2 separate regions of the Homo sapiens genome follow, and region 2 is linked to region 1. Evidence: chromatin contacts called from ENCODE Hi-C or POLR2A ChIA-PET data. All regions are on one chromosome and are shown on one strand. Each heading gives the region's core, a stretch centred on a gene start or an enhancer-like site at or near the end of the contact. The rest is flanking DNA. Distances are from core to core; before and after follow the strand shown. Region 1 overlaps LNX1 (ligand of numb-protein X 1). Region 2 overlaps LNX1 (ligand of numb-protein X 1).

Region 1 (2,708 bases), core at 79-2,578:
GAGACCCTGTCCCCGCCTCCCCAGAAAAGATAGTGAGGCTTTACTTGAGTGTGCTCCAACTCAACCTCAAGGTGCCATGCCACCTTGTAAGAAAGCTTGTTAAAAATAAGTGTTATTAGCCTGGCTGACATGGTGAAACCCCGTCTCTACTGAAAATACAAAAAATTAGCTGGGCATGGTGGTGGGTGCCTGTAATCCCAGCTACTCGGGAGGCTGAGACAGAAGAATTGCTTGAACCCAGGAGGGGGAGGTTGCAGCGAGCCGAGATTGCGCCACTGCACTCCAGCCTGGGCAACAAGCAAAGCTCTGTCTCAAAAAACAAAAAACAAAAAACAAAAAAACCCCCCTGTTATTATTATAAACAGAGCTACAGACTGTGTAGACATCGACACAGTGCTGATTTAAGTATCCTCACTTATTGGGGTCAAACATTTGTCTTTAGTAAAATAAGGGCACTGTATTTGATTCTAAAAATAAATGGCAGGAGAGCTGGGAATGGTGGCTGACGCCTGTAATCCCAGCACTTTGGGAGGCTGAGACGGGCGGATCACTTGAGGTCAGGAGCTCAAGACTAGCCTGGCCAACATGGTGAAACCCTGTCTCTTCTAAAAATACAAAAATTAGTTGGGTATGTTGGTGCTTGCCTGTAATCCCAGCTACCTGGGAGGCTGAGGCAGGAGAATCCCTTGAACCTGGGCGGCAGAGCTTGCAGTGAGCCGAGACCACGCCACTGCACTCCAGCCTGGGTGACAGAGCGAGACTCTAACTCAAAAAAAAAAGAAAAAAAAAAAAGAAAGAAAAGAAAAGAAAGAAAGAAATGGCAGGAATGCGTTCTGTGATTTCAGGATTCTCTAGTGAGTGGGTGGAGGTAACAACCAAGTTAGGATACCATTAGCAACTGAATCAACTTCAGCAAATGGCTCTCTAAAACTACACTGACTTGGCAAGATCATGTCAAAAAAAAGAGGTTGGGCTGAAAAAAATTATTTCTCTAAGGAAAAGTGTGAACAATTAGTGCCAAACTATTCACATAGTGGAAAGTTCCATGCTTTTGGAAGATGACACACTTGGTAGTTTCTAAGACTGATCTAATCAGCACATTTCATATATATTTTTTTTCTAAAAGAGACTTAGAGTTCATGATTCTTTTAGTGTAGATTCTAACCATTTATATCAAATGGAAAAAGCAGGGATCTATTCAGTTGTGTGTCAAATTCTTAGGATCACTGAATAGTTCTGACTTGAGACAAGAACAATATAAGGCCAAGAAAACGGACTGTTTCAATTAAGCTCAGCAGAAAAAAATACACATGAGCCAAAACAGAACGACTTAATACTTAGCAATCACTTAAAAATTTGTAAGCTCAGTCTGAGTCATTAAAAAAAAGTAGGCCAAGAAGCTTGAAGGAACACAGATTTACAAGTAAAAGAGGCAAACACTAAAATAAAAATGTTTAAACCCTGCAGTGCTAAACTACTTTCAGATAGCTTTGTAATAAGTGAAATTTGGAGAATTATATAAACCCCTCACAGATAAGCTTGGACAAAAAATAGGTGAAGGAATATTTGGCAAACATGAGCATGCATAAATCAGCTGCTCCAGATGACACATGGCCCTGGGGAATAGAATTTGACTAATATGCTTACTGAACAATGGTGCAGTAAAAATGAATAATTATTTCTGAAAAATTACCTTGCACTCAGGGGGATGTCAGAAGACTGGAACAAGGCCAACAACATGTGATAGTGATGCAGAGAGAAAACAGAAGGAAAGGGTAGTGAAAAATTAGTGTATGAGATATGCAATTGTCAGCTTGAAAAATTGGGAATAACTATTAGGAAAGTAAAATTGAGTTTCCAGAAAACCAGGGATAAATAAACAAAGGACAGTTTGCATTTAAATGATCACAGACAAATTCATGAGATTATCTTAAAGATTGTAATACTGTTGTTGTAATTAAGAATACAAAGGGATGGGGTAGGGGGTGGATTGAGCTGAATGCGCAGTGTCTTGGGATTTTATATTCACTGTTAGTCCAAAGAAAGCTGAAAATGATCAGAAATCACAAACTAAGGGGGCATTAAGCCCAGCCATGGGAAGGTGTTTCAAAGAGTGTCCTAACAATCACCATCACATTGATCTGAATCAATACTCTGACTGATGACCTAGGAGCAAGTGTCACAAAATTTATGGATGACACTGAGGTGGGGAATGCCATAGAGGACAGAGGCAAGAGGAGGGAAAAAATAGGTTAGACATGGGTACATCTGCAATTAGAGAAAATCCATGACAAAGACATGAACAGACTGGAGTAATTTAGAAGGCAACACAATTTCGGAATGAGAAAATTCAACATTAATTTACACTGAGTAAGAATAGGGGTCAAGGTGGAGAAGGCCATTGGCATTTGCAATTGCATTTAAATCTGTATTCGGAACACGTGACCCAGAGTGATGTTTAACCCGGTAAGAACCCCCCTCTCCCATCAGGAATAAATCAGGGGGAAAGCAAGTGGAAGTAGAGGGAACTGATGGTCATGAGCCCACCCAGGTGCCAGCTCCTCTAACGTGGTTCTCACTTGCTACTCAGGAATCCTGTGCTGTAGGAATCATTAGCACTTCATAGGTGTGGATTTGGAGTCAGATTGTCCTGTCTGCTACTTTTGTTTTTAAATAGAGATGAGGGTCTCACTATGTTGCTCAGGCTT
Region 2 (2,700 bases), core at 167-2,666, 35 kb after region 1:
TTTTATTCCATTAGATATTTCGTTTTTTTTTTTTCTTTTTAGACGGAGTCTTGCTCTGTTGCCCAGGCTGGAGTGCAGTGGCATGATCTCTGCTCACTACAACTGCCACCTCCCAGATGCAAGTGATTCTCCTGCCTCAGCTTCCTGAGTAGCTGGGATTACAGGCGCGCGCCACCATGCCTGGCTAATTTTTGTATTTTTAGTAGAGACAGGGTTTCGCCATGTTGGCCAGGCTGGTCTTGAACTCCTGGCCTCAAGAGATCCACCTGCTTTGGCCTCCCAAAGTGCTGGGATTACAGGTGTGAGCCCCCATGCCCAGCCTAGATATTTCTTTTAAACAGTAGAATACTACCACAATACATATTTTCCTTTAACATAGATAGGAGTCAACAATAATCAAGTTTTTCAACATGCTTGCTTTGCATCTAGGAAGTCTCTTGCGTAGAAAGTCAATAAATAGTTTTCAAGCGCCAACTCTGAGCTAGGTCATGAGTTTGATATGCAGACCTTTGAGAGAGACTTAAAGGATATGCTTCTGCCCTCAGGGAGTCCCCATTCCAGAGGTGACATGGACACACACACAAGTAGGAGCCCAGTGCAAACTAGGGCTCTGGGTCAACTTTCATGGTGATTAAGAATCCCACCTTGGGACCAGGCCCGCTTTTGGCTGCATTGGCTGGGGATCACTGGCACCAGGTATCTGCATCTGGGACCCACCCCCTGGGCTGGCTAATCAAGGAGGAAGCAGCAGCAGTGTCTGCTGTGGGGGCCACAGCTCTGTATTGCATCATCCTGGTGGTAGTCACAGTGGCCGAGTGAGTTTCTTGGGGGCCCAGCTTCCTCCAGAGGTGGCAGCAATGGACCAGCTACTAGGGGACCTAAACAGGAGCATGTTTAGAAAGTTGCTGAAGTTTGTGGTCAGCAGCCTGCAAGGGGAGGACTGCCGAGAGGCTGTGCAGTGTCTTGGGGTCAGCACCAACCTGCCGCAGGAGTGGCTGGGTGCCCTACTGGCAGGCATGCACACGCTGCTCCAGCAGGCCCTCCATCTTCCCCCCACCAGCCTGAAGCCCAACACCTTCAGGGACCAGCTCCAGGAACTCTGCATCCCCCAAGACCTGGTCGGGGACTTGGCCAGCGTGGTATTTGGGAGCCAGCGGCCCCTCCTTGATTCTGTGGCCCAGCAGCAGGGGGCCTGGCTGCCCCATGTTGCTGACTTTCAGTGGTGGGTGGATGTGACAATCTCCACCAGTGCCCTGGCTCGCTTCCTGCAGCCGAGGGTCCTGATGCAGCTGAAGCTTTCAGATGGGTTAGCATACCGCTTCGAGGTCCCCATAGCCAAGTTCCAGGAGCTGCGGTACAGCGTGGCCCTGGTCCTAAAGGAGATGGCAGATCTGGAGAAGAGGTGTGAGGGCAGCCTGCAGGACTGACCCCTCACATGACCAGTCCTATTCAGGTCAGGCTTGGACAGGCACCTCAGATGGTGCCAAAGTGCAGCTGACTCTTCCCAGGACAGCCCTGCCCTTCCCATGAGGCAGGCTCTTCATCCAGGTGCTTTTGTAGATCTTGTATTTTAGGTTGGGCATTTTCATTCTTCTGCCTTAAATCCCTGACTTCACAGAGCTGACATTCTAGTGGGGCTAAGGGGAGGGGAAACATTATAAAATAAATAATAAAAATAAATTAAAAAAAAAAGAATCCTGCCTCTTCCCTCAGCCCCAACTCAACTTTCCTCTTTTCCAAAAGTAAATTAAAAGACCTTATGCTTTCCACAAGAACATAAAGACACACGAATAACCTAACAGGAAATTAGCCACATTTGGAAACAGCCCAGCAGTCATAAACTGTATTATATCTCTTTTCTTTTCCAAATAAAGTCGGAGGTTGTTTGTGCAAACATAGCCTTATCTCAAAAAGAAAATACATTGACTTCAGGCTTTCATTGAGTCAGCTTTGTTGTTTACATTTCTGTACTGCAGTAATATGCCTGAGAGGACACTCTAGTGAAGAGGTTGCTGGCAAATGCCCTTAATATAAAAACATTTAGAAATTGTAGCATTTTATTTAGCATCAGATAGGACCACAGAAGGCAAAGATAGAGGGTGCAGGAGGGGGTAAAGTTGTTTCAAGGAAATCTGTATCTATGCAGCTGCTGATTGTCCTCAAGGCTGTTAGAAAGTACTGGAATCTCACAGGAAATACTTTAAGTGACATCAGAAACAGTTGAAAAACAAACATGAAAATGGAAATGGGCCATGCAAAAGATTATCATCTACAATCTATAGGGGAAAAATGGTTCACACAGGATGAACTAAAGCTCTAGGTCTTTTAAAGCTTCTCTGTAGTGTTCTGCCATATAGTCCCACATGCTACAGTCTTGGTTATTCTTTCTCATGATGCTGTAGGGGAATATAAATTCAGGCTGCAGTGCGGCCATACCACTGAAAATACAACTGCATGTTTCTGGGCCATTCCCTTGTTGGTGAAATGGTGGCATTGGACCAGATTTTCGTTTTTCAAACTGTGCTGTGGAAGGCATCAGATACTTCCAGATCTTCCAAGGGAGTGGAGATAGGAGGAAACCAAGGGGGAGCTTTGCCCACTCCTCCAGCTCTGCCATTACTATTATTATTATTTTTTAAAGATGGGGTCATGCTATGTTGACCAGGCTGGTCTTGAACTCCTGGCCTCAAGCAATCCTCC

The links. A loop is a pair of places that touch in the nucleus more often than their neighbours do. ChIA-PET counts read pairs that join two places held with the same protein, here RNA polymerase II (POLR2A). Pooled maps may share reads with other maps.
Region 2: a loop to region 1 is called in a map of PC-3, with 4 times the contacts of the local background. The contact joins two enhancer-like sites. A Hi-C loop is called at or near these places in 2 of 168 maps with a recorded cell type or tissue (PC-3 and endothelial cell of umbilical vein) and 1 of 50 pooled maps. POLR2A ChIA-PET finds 5 or more read pairs at or near these places in 5 of 52 experiments (AG04449, BJ, GM12878 and 2 more).

What each region holds. Positions count from the first base shown.
Region 1 is chr4:53,540,368-53,543,075 of GRCh38, forward strand. The region is part of intron 2 of LNX1 (ligand of numb-protein X 1); the gene reads right to left. Among named protein-coding and RNA genes, the nearest start is that of LNX1-AS1, 42 kb to the left of the region's middle. Within about 2 kb of position 1,329, at least 7 of the 41 ENCODE cell types and tissues checked have a DNase peak (open chromatin) inside an H3K27ac peak, as active enhancers do; they include PC-3 and endothelial cell of umbilical vein, where a contact is called at or near this core.
Region 2 is chr4:53,574,961-53,577,660 of GRCh38, forward strand. All of the region lies in intron 1 of LNX1 (ligand of numb-protein X 1), which reads right to left. It also overlaps the pseudogene COMMD5P1. Among named protein-coding and RNA genes, the nearest start is that of LNX1, 15 kb to the right of the region's middle. Within about 2 kb of position 1,417, at least 3 of the 41 ENCODE cell types and tissues checked have a DNase peak (open chromatin) inside an H3K27ac peak, as active enhancers do; they include PC-3 and endothelial cell of umbilical vein, where a contact is called at or near this core.